2 separate regions of the Homo sapiens genome follow, and region 1 is linked to region 2. The links are chromatin loops, found by intact Hi-C in ENCODE. Cell type or tissue: endothelial cell of umbilical vein. All regions are shown on one strand. Each heading gives the region's core, and the rest is flanking DNA. Links, peaks and the distances in the headings are about the cores only.

Region 1 (7,975 bases), core at 963-5,962, 360 kb after region 2:
TGACTTTATTTATTTCACAATTCTATGGGTTGGCTGTGAGGCTCTACAGGTCTGGGCTGACTTGGCTAATCTGGACTGAACTTGCTCAGGTATCTGTGGTCAGCTGGATGGATGACTGGTGACTGGTTAGTCCAGGATGGCTTCATTCGTATGTCTGGTTGTTGGACAGAGCAACAGAAGCAGTGTGTCTTTCCTCTCCAGCAGGCTGCCCTGGGCTGCTTCATATGACGGTGTTCAGAGTAGCAAGAAAAGGCAAGCCCCCAATAAGCAAGTGCTTTGCATAACTCTGCTTATGTCATGCCTACTATCCTTTCATTGGCCAAAGCAAGTTACATGGCTGAGCCCAAAGTCAGTGTGGAAGGGACCCAAGGATGTGAATACGTGGAGACTTGAACAAATACTACAACAATCTACTATATACATTACGTGCCAACTAATATTCTAAGCTCTATACAAATAATAACTTATGTAATACCTCAATTAGGTAGAATAAAATGTACTTATTCCACCTTACAGTTGAGGAAAATTCGGCACAAAAAGGTTAAGTAACTTGTCCAAGAAAGGCTACACAGCTGCTAAATAGCAGCATTGTTATTCTAATCCAGTCAGTCTGGTTCTAGATTTCATGCTCAGAATCACAACATACATAGCTGAGGGGTGTTAGGAAAACCTCCTCACTCTCATGTAGAAGACACAGGAAGAGACAGTCCTGCTCTTTCTCTGGACATTATCGTGTGTGGAAGTGAGGCCTGGTGCTGGGGCAGTCATCTTGTCAATACACAGTAGAGTCCAGGGCCAAGAGAACTGTCAACAGCCAGAGTTCTGTGACTCTGTGATAAAGTCCATCCTGTTTCTGGTTATGTGAGATAGTAAAACTCCTTTTTGTATGCATCAGGGTGAGTCAAAACTTTTGATTACTGATTGTGGCAGAGGGTCTACACAGCGGTAAAAAGATTAAACGTTGGGAGATGTTTAGCTTTGCTTTTGTATTAGTTTTCTGTTGCTGCTGTAACAAATTACCACAAACTTAGCAGTTTACAACAACACACATTTATCATCTTCCAGTTCTCTGGGCTTCATGTTCAACACGGATCTCACTGGGCTAAGATCAAGATGTAAGTAAGAACTTCACTCCTCTCTGGAGCCCTGAGGGGAAAATCTGTGTTCTTCCTTTTTCCAGCTTCTAGAGACCATCAGCATTCTTTGTCTTGGGGTTCCCTTCCTCCGTCTTCAAAGTCAGCAAAGGCAGGTTGAGTCATTCTCACATCTGTCTTTCTGACCCTTCTGTCATTGCATCTCTCTCTGACCGCAGCCCATGAAAATTCTCTGCTTTTAGGGACTCATTTGATTAAATTGGGTCCACCAGATACTGGAATGATCTCTATCTTAAGGTCTCTGACAAACCCTTGATCAGATATTTAAGGTCCCTTTTGCCACGTAAGGTAAGATCTCACAGTTTCTGAGAATTAGAACATGGATATTTTGGGAGACCCATTATTCTGCCTACTACAGTTCTCTTGGCAATTGTATTTACTGAGCAATGCATGTATATACTGACACTTTTAATCTTAAAAATATACTTTAAAATTTCTAATCGTGAAGCTAACAGACATTAAATGCATAAAATCTTGAATGCACTAGAAAGCACAAAGGAAATTGTAAAATTATCCATAACCTTCTATCCAGAACTAAGCACAATAGCACTTTGGCATATATCCTTTAGCCTCTGTGCATATATTTTTTGACAAATGGATGCATATTGTATACATCTACACTATCTTCTCTTTTCACTTACCACTAAATTATGAGCATGTAAAAATTGTCTTAATTTGAATGGCTACATAGCATTCCAGCATGTAGACAGAACTGACATGATTTACTTAAGGAATCCTTTATTGCTGGACATTTATACTGCTGCTGAACTTTCACCCTTATCAATAGCAAACATTCTTGCACATATATTTGTACACAAATAGTTGGGCACATTCTTTAAGACTAGAATAAGTAGTGATAACATCTTGGTTTTAGAGTCTGAGTTACTAGAAATGGAATTTTACAAGTTTTAAAGGTCCTTACTGTCATGATTCTCAAAGTAGGGTACTAGAATCACCTGGAATTCTTCTGAAAATGTGGGTTCCTGAGCATGACCTATATATACTTAGACTCTGTGTGACGAGAATTGAGGTTCTGCATTTTTAAACAACCTCCCCATGATTGTTATTTACACTCAGCAATATCTAATTCTACTTCCAACTTTTCCTTTTCCTGAAATCTGTGGACACCTACATGCAATGACAGTTATTTAAATATCATGTCCCCTATAATAACTTGCAAAGCAATCTGGGAAAAAATGTGTGTGATATGAAAGATATGAGAGCCATTTTCTCTGTCCTGTTCTCAAAATTTGTCCAGTTTGTTGCTTAGAGGCTAAATTTTCATAGCTTGCCACCCTCAATCAGAGTGCTTTGCTTTTTTACTTAAGAATGTCTAACAAATGAAAAAGCACATATTAAAATCAGGTTTTTCTGTACACAGATAGCTCATTCTGAGGGATGATTAGAAGCTTCATTGTGTATTGGTTATATACTATATCCTTCTTAAGTACATTATGTTTTTTTTTTTTTTTAATTTTCACAATGGCCCAAAAGAAGTAGCTATTCTCCCCAATCTGCCGATGAAGAGACAAACACATAGGGGGTTAAGTAATGTTCCCAAGGTCTCACAATTCATAAACAGTGAAATACTGAAGTGAAAGTAATGGCACCAGATAGGAACAAGTTGAAAGCATGGAGTCTGTACCACATCTTGTGTTTCTATTCAGGCTTTAAACTTGTTCCTATCTGGTGCCATTAATTTCACTTCAGTATAATCAATATTAAAATAGTAAGAGCTACCACTTTATGGCATGCACTCTCAGTGCTAATCATTATATCCACTAACATTTTATTTGATCCTCGCAGAAAGGCCCTGAGGTATTGTTTTTATAATATCATTTAGGAAACCAAACTCAAAGGAGTCAACTACTTTTTCTGAGGTGGCACAGCTAGCGAATGGCAGAGCTAGAATTCAGCACACATCTCTCTTACTCTAAACCCCAAGGTATTAACCACTGTTTTATTCTAATATTAGATACTATATCATTAAACTAAAACATCTTTGGGACACATGGTGTGTTAGGCAATCATCAGTAAATATTCTTGTTCCACTTAATAGCATAGAAAGAATTAGCAAGAATGGCAGACAGGACTGGTCACAGAAGGGGAAAAAAAAAACTACAGGGGAGGACATGAGTAGAGTTTTGCATGGAAATATTCCTGATACTGATCCCCAAGCAGAAGGTCCTTACTCTGAAGATGCTGCTGAACTCTGGTTCCCCGGTTCAGAAAAACAAGCGCTTTAAAACTGTACTCTGAAGCCAGTTCCCATCCTCACACTGAGGTTTCTAACATCTCAGTCCAACCCCTGGAGATCCGGCTGTCTCAGGCAAACATGCCCTGTGAATTAGCCCTGAATGTGTCATGGAAAGTCTTATGTGAATAACCAAAGCCCTTCAAGTGGAGGTTCAGCCAGAGATGAAGAAGCCACATTCTTGAAATCTGCCATTTATCATGGGAAAAATGGTGCCCAGGCACGGTTAAAGTGCCTTTACTGTCCTTCTCAAAGCAAATGAAAATTCAAAAATCAGTCAGGATATTTAACAAGTACTTTATATGCTATATACAAAATGGAGTATTAGGAGACTCTACTGATTCATGTTTTTTGTGCTAAATCATCTAAAGGAAAGGCAAGACAAGAGCTAAGTGTGAGGAGAATTGAAGAAATGTGTTGTGAAAAAAAGAGCACTAAAAAAACTTATTATTATGTTAGAATGGGATGGAATGGAATGGAGGTAAGGGGCTATAGCTTGCCATAAATGAGTAATTATCACGATGAAAATGTTTTGGAGTCGCCATGTTTTTTTTTTTTTTGCTAATAATTTTTTTTTTGCTATTTATTTTAATAAATGTTATCTAGTTATTGGATGGAATTTTCTTTTTTTTAATTATACTTTAAGTTCTAGGGTACACGTGCACACCGCGCAGGTTTGTTACATATGTATACATGTGCCATGTTAGTGTGCTGCACCCATTAACTTGTCATTTACATTAGGTATATCTCCTAATGCTATCCCTCCCCCCTCCCCTGGAGTCGCCATGTTAGTGAAGACTAAGAACCCAGATTTCAGAGCAGAAGCAGAACTCTGGGGCCACCTAGAGGTACTTCTTAAAAAATCACATGGATTTCAGTTGAGTGTTTTGTTCATTGTACTTCACAGCTTTTGGAGCAATATGTAACTAGTTGGATGAAGCTACTTAAATCAAAGGTTGCATAGAAACCCAGGTTCTCCTATAGGTAAAATTTTCCTTACTATTAAAGTAGTAGAGTTTGGAGTGTTGAAAGGGTTTTCACAAAATTTTTAAAGAAAAGGTTGGTGGCTACTTGTGGTTTTATGGTCTTAGACTAGACCAACTCTGAGAGACCAAAAGCTTCCAAGTAAGTAAAAATGGGTTTCTATGATCTTGAACAAAACTGAAAAATTCAGAAATTTCTCTGAAAATTTCTCTGGAAATAACCCTTCCTATTTTGTCAAGAGGTAGAATATTCTATAGATTGGTGCTAAGCCAAGATTTTCCAACGTGGTTGATGTATTGAGTAAGGAGGTTAGGCCTGAATGATTTCACAGACCATTTGCTACTACAAAACAAAGTTCATGAGAATTACTGGAAAGAATAGCATTCTTTTGATGAAAATCTGCTGATTTGAGGTCTACTTTCAAAATTTTAATACTTCATCCATCCAAAGTAAAATATACATTCTTATCATCCTTGAGATTGATACTATTATTGATGGGAGAGTAATCTAATGGGAAGAAAATTGGCTTCTAGGGACAGTTTTACAAGTATGTATCTTTAGAGTTGTTACTTGGTGTGTCAGTTCACCTGGGTTGGAACTGCATTTCCAATATTTCCTCTCCCTTGTGGCTAGGGTTGGCCCCAAGAGAAACTTACGTGAGATTAAGGAGGTGCAAGTGAGCAGCCTTTATGACCTAAAGGCCAGCGCAGGGCTTCAAGCACTGCTATTGCTCACGCATATCGTTGCCTATCTGCTGGCTCACTTTGTTGGTTCCAGCATCCACCAGGTCTTAACTTGTTCAGCTTCCACCAGGTCGTGCCCTTCAGTTTCTCCAAGACTTGAGCCAAGGATGTGTATAATTCTATGGTAAAGGATACTGTCTCCTTTTTCAGGTTATTTATATTATTAAGGTTGGAGTTAGTGGGAGACAGTTTGTCCTGGTGGGTTCCAGTTTGTTTGCGAAAGTTCTAGTTTGTCTTCTCCCACTCTTTCATCTCAGGTCCAGCTTTGCTTCCTGGTTGCTGATTCTGCTGACCCACAGTGACCTTGGACTCACCACCAGACATGAAAGCAATAGCTTTGCATAGACTTCTTCAATTGCCCAAGGTCTAATACATGGAAGAAAACCATTATTTCATGTTCTGCTTCTTCAATCAAACCCTAACTGATACATTTGATGTTATAGGGCCTCAATTCTATAAATTCTTGAATCTACAAAATGGAACAAGGATACCAAAAGACATCTTAGTTTCCTTCCTCTATTAATTACCAAAACTTTTATCTCTTGTTAAGAGTTCCTATAATAATTTTGACAAAGGTAAAAGTCTTTCAAAACACTATTAATATGTTGTTGCATTCAGTCATTACTATTATACATTGAGAATAATTATTCATTAAGTAAATGGTTACTTTTCTTCTCGTTATGATAATAGCTAACATTTATTGAGTACTTACCATATGGCAGGCACTGTGCTTTATTTACATGGGTTAATATCACTTAATCCTAACAATAACCCTGCAAGGGAGATAATGCTCCATTTCATAGATGAGAAGCAAGGCTTAGGAGGAGGAAGTCAGATGTTCAGTAAATGATAGAGCTTAGATTTAAATTCAAGACACATGAAGCAGAGCCCATGCTCTCATGCTATTTACAGAGAGTAACATTCCTGAAATTATAGTTCCTGTCTTCGAGAAGCTTACCTTATAATAGGAAACACCGGAAGTAAATTCTTATAATTCAATAATGTAATTCTATCATATTTGAGTACACATCAAGACATACAAATCAGACATTGAGGCTTAGAGGAATTAATGTTGGAGTTGAACTATGAATGACAAAGTTGGATTTACTTAGGAAAAAAGGGAAGGAAAAGTATTCTAGGTAGATAAACTGCATAGGAAAAGGCATAGCTATAAGAAGCAGCTTGTCACATACAGGGATATTCTGAAATAATGGCCAGAGACAAAGATGTGAGGGTGAAGGGAGATCGGGGAGAGGCAAGGCCAAAGAGGGAAGAAGGGGCCCCATTTTTGTGTGCTGATCTAAGAATTTTAAATGTTGTCATAATTCTATGTGGAATCATTAAATACTTTTTCAGAGTCAAGGTGGCATAGATTTGCATTTTAGAAGCCTTAAGACTCTGGCAGCAGCATAGAGGATGTTTTGGAGTTGGAGGAGACTGGATACAGGGAAAAGATCAAACTTGGGTAAGGCATGAGGAAATGGGGATGTGGACTGTTTCAAATCGAGGTAGTATTGGCCTGGGGATTGTGTCTTGTCCCTTCTTGACATCTTGACTTTGGTCCAGGCCAGTCTGCAACTGATGGCTGAACCTTCCTTGCTGTTCTGAAACCCATAACTGGAAGTTGGTAAGCATCCCTTGAGATTCCTCAAAAAAACTTTGCTGGTGTCAAAATTGATATGAGAGTGTCATGGTTTGAATGTGTCCCCTCCAAAATTTAGGTGTTGAAACTTAATGGCCAATGTGATAGCAGTAAGAATTGGGGCCCTAAAAGATGATTAGTTCATGAGGGCTCTTCCCTTTATGAATGGGTCAAAGGTCTTAATAAAAGAGGCTTCAACCAGCATTCAGCTCTCACTTGCTCTTCCACCTTCCACTTTGCACCATGTAAATGTCAGAGGTATGTGAACCAGAGCAACTCCATCTTAAATAGTAGCTGGGTAAAATGAGGCTGAAACCTACTGGGCTGCATTCCCAGACGGATAAGGCATTCTAAGTCACAGGATGAGATACGAGGTCAGCACAAAATACAGGTCATAAAGACCTTGCTGATAAAACAGGTTGCAGTGAAGGGGCCAGCCAAAACCCACCAAAACCAAAATGGCGATAAGAGTGACCTCTGGTCATCCTCACTGCTACACTCCCACCAGCGCCATGCCATGGCAACATCAGGAGGTTACCCTATATGGTCTAAAAAGGGGAGACATGAATAATCCGCCCCCTGTTTAGCATATCATCAAGAAATAACCATAAAAATGGGCAACCAGCAGTCTTTGGGGCTACTCTGTCTACGGAGTAGCCATTCTTTTATTCTTTTACTTTCTTAATAAACTTACTTTCACTTTGCACTGCAGACTTGCCCTGAATTTTTTCTTGCATGCGACCCAAGAACCCCCTCTTGGGGTCTGGATCAGGACCCCTTTCCTGTAACATAAGGACAGCATTCCTCCCATCCAGAAGACACAGCAACAAGGAGCCATCTTGGAAGCAGAGATAGCAGCCTTCACCAGACAACCAAACCTGCCAGTGCCTTGATCTTGGGCTTCCTGACTGTAAGAAATAAAACTGTTCTTTATCAATTACTCGGTGTCAGGTATTTTGCTATAGCAGCACAAATGAACTAAGACAGAGAGACAATAGCCTTGAACTTGGAGAACTGTTTGGTGCACTGGCAGGTGAGCATGAGCATGTTAATTTCAAGCTTTCTTATAGGACATTAAGTATGTTAACTATCAGAGAATTGGTCCTTAGAATGAGAAGGCCAAGTGGTGTGGCAGAAAAGTATTGTGCGCAGGCAGACATGGCTCTGATTCCTGAATCCACCATTCACTAGAGGGTAA
Region 2 (7,975 bases), core at 1,306-6,305:
ACACTAAATTCCTCTCATATCCTATGAATTTGTAACTTTTCAGCAACCACCTTTTACTTGATAGTATATGCTACCTCCAAAGAATAAGTCATCCTATAGTAAGTCAATGAGTTCTGTATTATTTTTGCTCTTGATGAGGCACAGTTGATCATTTACCATATGATTGACTTTAAATGTAAGACAACTACCAGATAACCCTATCTATGCCCATTTGATCTATTTCCCCCTTTCTGGTATCTACACAAAATGAGATAAATAATTTTCTCCCTTGGGCAATTTATTCCAAAAAGATATGGTTTGAAAAGAAGGCTTTGAGCTCTGGATCAATCAGAATTTTTACAAATCCCACAATAAGAATGGAATCCAAAGCAAGCCCACCTACTTGGTTTTCCCCACAGAAGGCAAATGAACGTGCACCTCCTAAGAGCTCTGTATTCAGAGAAAATGATCTCTATATGGTACTAGCTGGAGCTTGCTTCGTGAAAAGGTGTTTGTTAGAAAAAGCTTGCCTCTGTTTTGAATTAACTTCATGTTTCCACTTTAATCTCCCTTTTGTCCAGCTCATTTTTTTTTTGAGATTCTCCTGACCACTTTTCACCATGTCCCACGGATATTTAGGTCTCACAGTTCCTACCCCACCTACCTGTGCCATCTGTAGGCCATCCATGAAAACCTATTTAAAGCTAAGGTATTAATAGACTGACGAATTATTTCTCTACAGAGGTTTTACCCTTTTAGAGGGGCTCCTGGGCAAGAAAATGCCCTAGATCTAAGGAATATTATCCAATTGTCAGTATTCAGGCACTGTTGCAGGCTAAAGGGATAACAAATTTCACATGCAACTCAAATCCCACCACATCGGCCCTGGGACCAAGATAGCTTTATGCTTTCACAGAGGTTGTGAGTGGTTCACTGTGACTGGAAAGAAGAGAGGATCTACCAGACATTCTTAACATGAGAGTTTATGTTTTGGGTTTTCAAATTGTGCTTCTCAGTACCAGGGGATTCTGTGGAAGAAATTCACAGGTCACCAAGGACAATAGGAGAGGCAGACCAGGAGAACAAATGGGTTTTGTCTCTTTTAGCCACCCCCTCCACCGGTCAACTAATAATAGACTATTAAAATTACATTAATATTATTTGACCAATAGTAGAATAATAATATGTTCATTTATCTTTTAATAATTTGGATTTCTAATTAACTTTGTTGGAAGATAAAAGTTTATTTCCAAAGTTTTTTTTTTTTTTTTAACAACTGCTATTTAAGCTCACGTGCTCTGTGTCCAAGAATCCCTAGTTAAAATGTGTAAGTCTTTAAGCAAAAAACCCATTCACCCATTCAGCTGTCACTATCAAAGATGGTGTTAGCTATCAGATAGAGAAGCCGCGAAGTGCAGAGGGTTGAGTTTAGGGGAAGTGGGCTTACAGGGATATTTTGTTAGGGGGACAGGAGAAATAGATAAGACACAGGCATGAAGCCAGGGATGATTAGAGGTGAGATTGAGCAATGTCAAGGACAAATTTATCTGCTTCATAATTTAGCACATGATGGAACCTGTGAATGATTCTAGACTTAAGGTTTTCAGAACTTAGAGACATATCACCTCTGTTGCTTAATTGATCAGATTTAATATTCTTTCAGCATTCCAGAGTATATCAGAATGTTAAGCCATCCCTTTCCTCACTGTGGACACATACATCTCAAATGATTTATGAAAGATTATGCCACTACGGAAGCCCACTGACATAGTGAGTGGGTTATGTTGAATTTTTGTTTCCAACATTTTATCCTTTCCTATATCCACACTCTTTGCTATGTAACTTTGCATGTCCTTCCACTAAAAGAGGAATATACTTCCTTCCTTACCCCTAAACTTTGGGCTTGGTTACCTGACTTGCTATGGCCAATGGGATGTGGATGGAAGTAACACTGTGTCAGATCTGAGCTTAAGCCTTATAAGACCTTGTGTGTTTCATTTACCCTCTGCATTTCTGTCATCACCACGAGAATACCATGGTCCAGCTAGTCTGCTGATCCCACGGGGTTGAGTGACATGTGGAGCAGAGGTGGATTCAACCTGCAGCTTGAAGCCACTCAACTGAGCTCAACCAAGAATAATTGAACTGAGGTAGTTCAGCTGATGTGCAGACATGTAAGAAATAAATGTTCTCAGTGATATGCCATTGAGATTTTGTGTTTGTTTATAATGCAGTGATACCTGGTTGGGCTTGAGTTTGCAGTTAGACAGACTTGAATTTGGGCAACTTTCCTAAATATTCAGCATTCTTGTCTGTAAAATGTATGTAATCACAATAACTGTACCACAGTGTCATAGGCATTAAATGAAATCATACATGTAAAATATTAGGCACAATGCCTCGCTATTAATATTATACTTTCAGAGAGAAAGATACTCTGGTATTCTGAAATCTAATAAAATAGGATGCACTCATAGATTTGAAGATGGGGATTTGGTTTTAGAATATATGGTAGTTTTAAAAAAGGCATTTATTGTTCTGAAACTCGGGACACATCAATTCTTCTTCTTTTTTTTTTTTAGTTTAATGACCGCCAAACTTCATAAATTTACTACTTGAGAAGATGAATAATTGGCTTGGAAATTGTTTTCTTTTAAAGGAAAATAAAAACATGACTTTACCAACATCACTTGGTATATAAAGTGCTATTAGTCACATGCTGTAGTTAGCATGTTTGACTTGTTTGTGACCAAGAGTTCAGGTGAATACATTTGAGATTTATTTTGTAATTTTCCACATGCCAAAATAAAACAGCTTTTTTTGCCCCTCCATTGCCATCAGGTCGGAATAAATTGACTTTTGATGCAAAGTTGTGGCCAGAGGTTGAAATTTACGTGTGATTGATGGTCAAAGTGCTTACTAGCCGCACCCCCATCTTTTTTTATATTACCTCCTGGGCTGGGATCTGTTTTGTGTAAAATATTGAGATACTCACTGGTCTCTCTGCCCCTCACATGCCCTTGAAAGTGAAGAAAAATAGTTGACTAAATTGGCTTAAATTGGCTGTTAAAGAAAAAAAAAAAAGACAACTCCTAATGAATGAATAGATTTTCTAAGATACATTTCTAATTCTTGGGTCTTCAAGTATGCAATCTTAATATATTATTCCTGAGCCAATTAGTAAATTAATTGGTTCAACCAGCTCTCAGCACCCAGTTCAAGTTTTCTTACAGGGATTTTAGAATGGATACAAAATCCCTGGAGTAGAGATGCCCTCTTTCCTTACTGAGGCAATTCCCCTATGTTGAACTTCCATTTTCATAAAGAGAAGGACCCCAGAGGAATAGCAGCAGGGCTGCCAGCAGCTGTAAAAGGCTTTACTGTTGCAATAAAACCAAAATAGGCTAGACTTGTCTTTGTTCTTTTCATTTTGATGTGTTGCTAATTAAACTAGTAAAAATGCTTAGAACTCATTTTTTTTTTCTTTGAAACACATTTACATGTGTGTATATACAGCTTGGGTACATCACTGGGTGTTTGTTTGTTTTTGTTGTTGTTGTTTTGGTTTGGATTTCTCCAAAAGCTGACCCTGAGACAATGATTTGAATGCACATAGTTTATTTGGTAGTGACGCCAGGAAGCGTAGAGAAGGAGTTAGGAATAGAGGAAAGACAATAAAAGGTGCAAATTACTGTTGTAGGCAGCTGGAGTTTAGTTCCGCTGAGGTCCTCCTGAGAGAGCATGTAGAAAACAATTCAGAATGGTCCCACTAAGGGGGTGGGGGAAGAAGCTGAGGCATTTATTTATCCCTTTGCCCCATTGCTTCTGAGTGGTTCATGGGGTTGCTAACTTCCAGGTATTCCTGACTGCCCAGCACAGGCAGGACTCATTTCTGCAGCCAGAGATAGACCCCAGGCAGACATAATGCATGCAATGTATTTCAGTCCACCCGAGCCACAAAGGGTCAGCAGAGGAAACATGGACAAAATCTCCAAGAGCATCTGCTATGGGCACTAAAGGGAAAAACATGTTTCCTCTATTTTTATTTAAAAAGTAGAAACAAATCAAAGTTTCTCTTGTTACATGAACTTCAAAGGTAGAATATTTTTTGTTCTAAACAGTGAGTTGGAATAAATTATTTGCAGCACCCTGGTCTATTCCATAGGAGGGCTTTTATTTTCCAAATTAAACTCTTTCGTCTTTGTTAGTATGAAACATATAAGTCAAAACCCCAGAATTTTTTTCTTACAACCAAAAGCTAAAATGAGAACAATTCATTTTATCTACAAGAACAAAAATTTAGTGTTTTTTTCCCCTTCCATTTTACTTGGCTTCCTTACATTGATTTTTTTTCTAACGTTAGAGATTTTGTTACCAATTCTTGCCACGAGATGTCACTATTTTACCAGACTAATCTCTAAATGCTTTTCTGCAAATGTTTAAAACTACCTCCTATGCTGATGTTTCAATAACTTACTGAAATGCATCCATTAAAATTGTCAAAATCTTTCTGGTAGAAGAAGTTATAAGATTTCATTTGAATAAAGATCAAATCACAAAATATCTAGTAATCTCCCACAGAATCCAGGATCTTCCAGGGGCTTTGAAGGGAACCCATACACATTGGATAAATGTATCATAATTAAATAAAACATTTGACTTTTTCACTATTTGCTTCATTCTATGCTTCTAAGATTTATTAATACATCTTTTAATTCAGCACTTCTCAAACATTACAAAATGCAACCGCAAGTAATATATTTCTGGAAAATTCTTTTTGAATTTTAATTTAGCTGGCAAGGGAGAGACTCCTGTGAAACCTAGATGAGGAGCGTATCACGCGTCCACTATAAAGCACCTTCATAGAAATATTAAACCTTCAGGCAGAGGCCAAGCTCCTTACCAATTCTGCAATGCTTTCATTAGGAGTAGCTACTCTTTGGTTTATAATTCCTCTCCATGGAGTTTTCATGCAGAATCCTTTTTTTTTTTTTTTTTTTTTTCTTGAGACGGAGTCTCACTCAGTTGCCCAGGCTGGAGTACAGTGGTGCAATCTCGGCTCACTGCAACCTCAGCCTCCTGGGCTGAAGTGATTCTCCCGCCTCAGCCTCCCGAGTAGCTGGGACCACAGGCGTGCACCACCACGCCCAGCTAATTTTTGTGTTTTTAGTAGAGATGGGGTTTCACCATGTTGGCCAACTGGTCTTGAACTCCTCACCTCAAGTGATCTGCCCACCTCAACCTCCCAAAATGCTGGGATTACAGACGTGAGCCACTGTGCCCAGCCCAGAATCCATTCTTGCTAGCTGCATTATATTTCCCATATCTATAGGGATAGAAGAGTTTCATTTGGAATATAAAAGCCTCCTTATGGAAACACACTAGAACCCTGCAAGTATATGGTTCAATCAGCCCATTGTTTTGAACAAATACTTTCCCTTTAAAATAAATACATGTAAATAGGACACTTTGATATGCTTCTTTTTATTTATTAACAGGAGAAGAAATTTTTAGGACAATACACAGTGAAATATGCCTTGACAGTTCATATTAGCCAGTATGATAGAGGAGAATGGTCTGTGGACTTCAAGTCATACCTAGCTGCCAAGCTTGTCTCTATCATTCTGTAGCTGTGTACATTGCCTAGTTATTTATTGTTTTAATCTCTCTTCCTGTCTCATTTTCTTCATCTGATAAACGTGTGTGTAGTTGTATAGCAATAATACCATCCTTCCAGAGTAGTTCTGAAATTAGAAATTGTGTTGGTGTCCTATTGCTTTTGTAACAAATTCCCACAAATTTAGTTGCTTGAAACAACACAGATACATTCTCTTACAGTCATGGAGGCCAGAAGTCCAAAATCAGTTTCACCGGGCTAAAGTCAAGATGCTGGCAGGGCTGGTTCCTTCTGGAGGCTTATCTAAGGGACAACCCATTCTTTGCCTCTTTCAGCTTCTAAAAGCTACGAGAATTCATTGCCTTCTGCGGCTCATGGCCTCTTCTTCCTCCATCTTCAAAGCCAACAGCATGGCATCTTCAACTTTCTCCAGTTCCATTTTTGCATCACCTTTTCTCTTATAAAGACACTTTTGATGGCATTGGATCTGCCCAGATAATCCAGGATAATCTCCCCACCTCAAGAACCCTTATTTAATCAAATCTGCCATAGAGTAACATTCACAAGTTCAGGACATGGGAAAACCATTATTCAGTCTACCACAGCAATGTTATATGTAAAGGCCTCATCACTGAGTAAATGATCAATAAATAGTACTGCTTATTATGATACTATATGAAACATTAATTTAGCAGTGTGATGCTGTGTCAGTGAATGAACCAATAGTAAGATGGCATTCTTCACATTTTGAGTTTAGTGAAAGGATACTGGTATTTAATTTTCAATATCTACTCAGGTAAGAGATCAAATTATAAGAAAAAAAGTCAAGTTAGTATTCAAATACAGTATGTAGAATAAGTTATGCATTTCCTTTGTTCAACCAAATAACTTTCATCTTCTCTTTGCTTTAACAATTAAAGAAAGTCAGTGTTTTTTTTACAGATCTACATCTAGCTTACTGATCAGCAAAAATACCGTGTCTTTATGGGGCTTTTCTTAAGATACTTTCCTTTGTTCTTCAAATCAGCCTGAAAAAACTGTATAGGACATTGGGAATTTGTAACCTGACTTCATAAGAAAAACTAGCTGTGAATCTATGGAGAAAAATTAAACACGTAAAGTTTTAATCTCATCATTTTCATTTTATATTTGTCATATCTTGTTGACATTTTTTATGTTATGTAATCTTGGATATACTTGAAGCTATTATTTTAAAAAAATAAAGGACAACATTTTGTCAGCACTCCAACTTACGTGGAATAATTATACTGAAGAGACTGTCATTTGAATACTTCAGTTCTGTACTGAGTTTAAATGATGCATTTCACCAATATGCAATTAATTGAAGTAGAGACACCTGCAAAATAATGTGATCAAATCAAGTGTGTAAGTAGAATGTACACTTCAGCAAAGTGGCCTATCTTCTTCCATTCACATACTGCAAATTTAAGATGGCAGCAGAATTAAATGCTCTTCAATTAAGAACAGTCTACTTAATGAATTGCAGCCTTTGGAAGACCTACCAGGTGGATGAATATGGTATATTCTACCCAGTGGATGAGTAGAATACAATTCTACTTAATAAATTGAAGCCTTTGGAAGACCTGCCAGGTGGATGAGTATGGCATATTTTACCCGGTCTTATAGATTGCTCTAGTGCCTATTGCCATGTGAGTTTCTCATTCACACACTTTTCATTAACCATGTTTAGGAATAATCAGTTGCTTAATCTTATTAGACCAGTGGTTTTAAATATATAATTCAGCTAAAATGGGATCTAGTGAGGGTACATGAATCTCCTCAAATTGTGTAAGAAATTGTGTGCATGCCCACTTTTTTACGGTGTGATTTAACCTACCAATGGATAGCCAATATTCATTCTTCTTGTTACTACTTACAAGAATTTTATTCTACCTGGAAGCGTGCTTGACCAAATAGTGCATGTGTCTATTTTCCCACTTATTTTTTTATCTGGGCTTGTCCAATAAAACCTAAGTGTCCATTGTTGGTGGGACTTTGGATCTCCATAAGAAGGATCAGACAGCAGGCATATGTGTCTTTGTCTTTTCATCTTTCCATTAGTTCTTCTGTCTATTGCTTGGAATGCAGATGTGATGGCTGGAGCTTTGGCAGTCATTTTGGGTCTTTTAAAATGTTAAGTAAATACACTATTACAAAAATTTTGTATTGAGGTAAAATTTACATACAGTGACATATTGAGATCCTAAATATACTGGTCAATCAGTTGTGACAAGTATGTATTAAGACTCACAATATTTCCATCATCTCAGAAAGATCTCTCATTACTGGAATGATGGAAATATTGTGTGATTGACCCTTGGTCAGTCTCTGTATCCTGACTAAGAAGCAGCCATTACT

The links. A loop is a pair of places that touch in the nucleus more often than their neighbours do. Peaks named below come from ENCODE experiments on the same cell type or tissue, not always from the same donor. Only the 100,000 strongest peaks of a DNase experiment are listed, where the experiment ranks them.
Region 1: a loop joins it to region 2, with 24 times the contacts of the local background. A loop is called at or near these places in 30 of 110 quality-filtered maps.

Annotation. Positions count from the first base shown.
Region 1 is chrX:30,138,415-30,146,389 of GRCh38, reverse strand. No RefSeq gene overlaps it. Among named protein-coding and RNA genes, the nearest start is that of MAGEB2, 73 kb to the left of the region's middle. RefSeq lists an enhancer at 704-998. In endothelial cell of umbilical vein, for the core only: no CTCF peak of the experiment used is centred there; no DNase peak of the experiment used is centred there.
Region 2 is chrX:30,500,914-30,508,888 of GRCh38, reverse strand. No RefSeq gene overlaps it. Among named protein-coding and RNA genes, the nearest start is that of TASL, 73 kb to the left of the region's middle. In endothelial cell of umbilical vein, for the core only: no CTCF peak of the experiment used is centred there; a DNase peak (open chromatin) is centred at 4,408.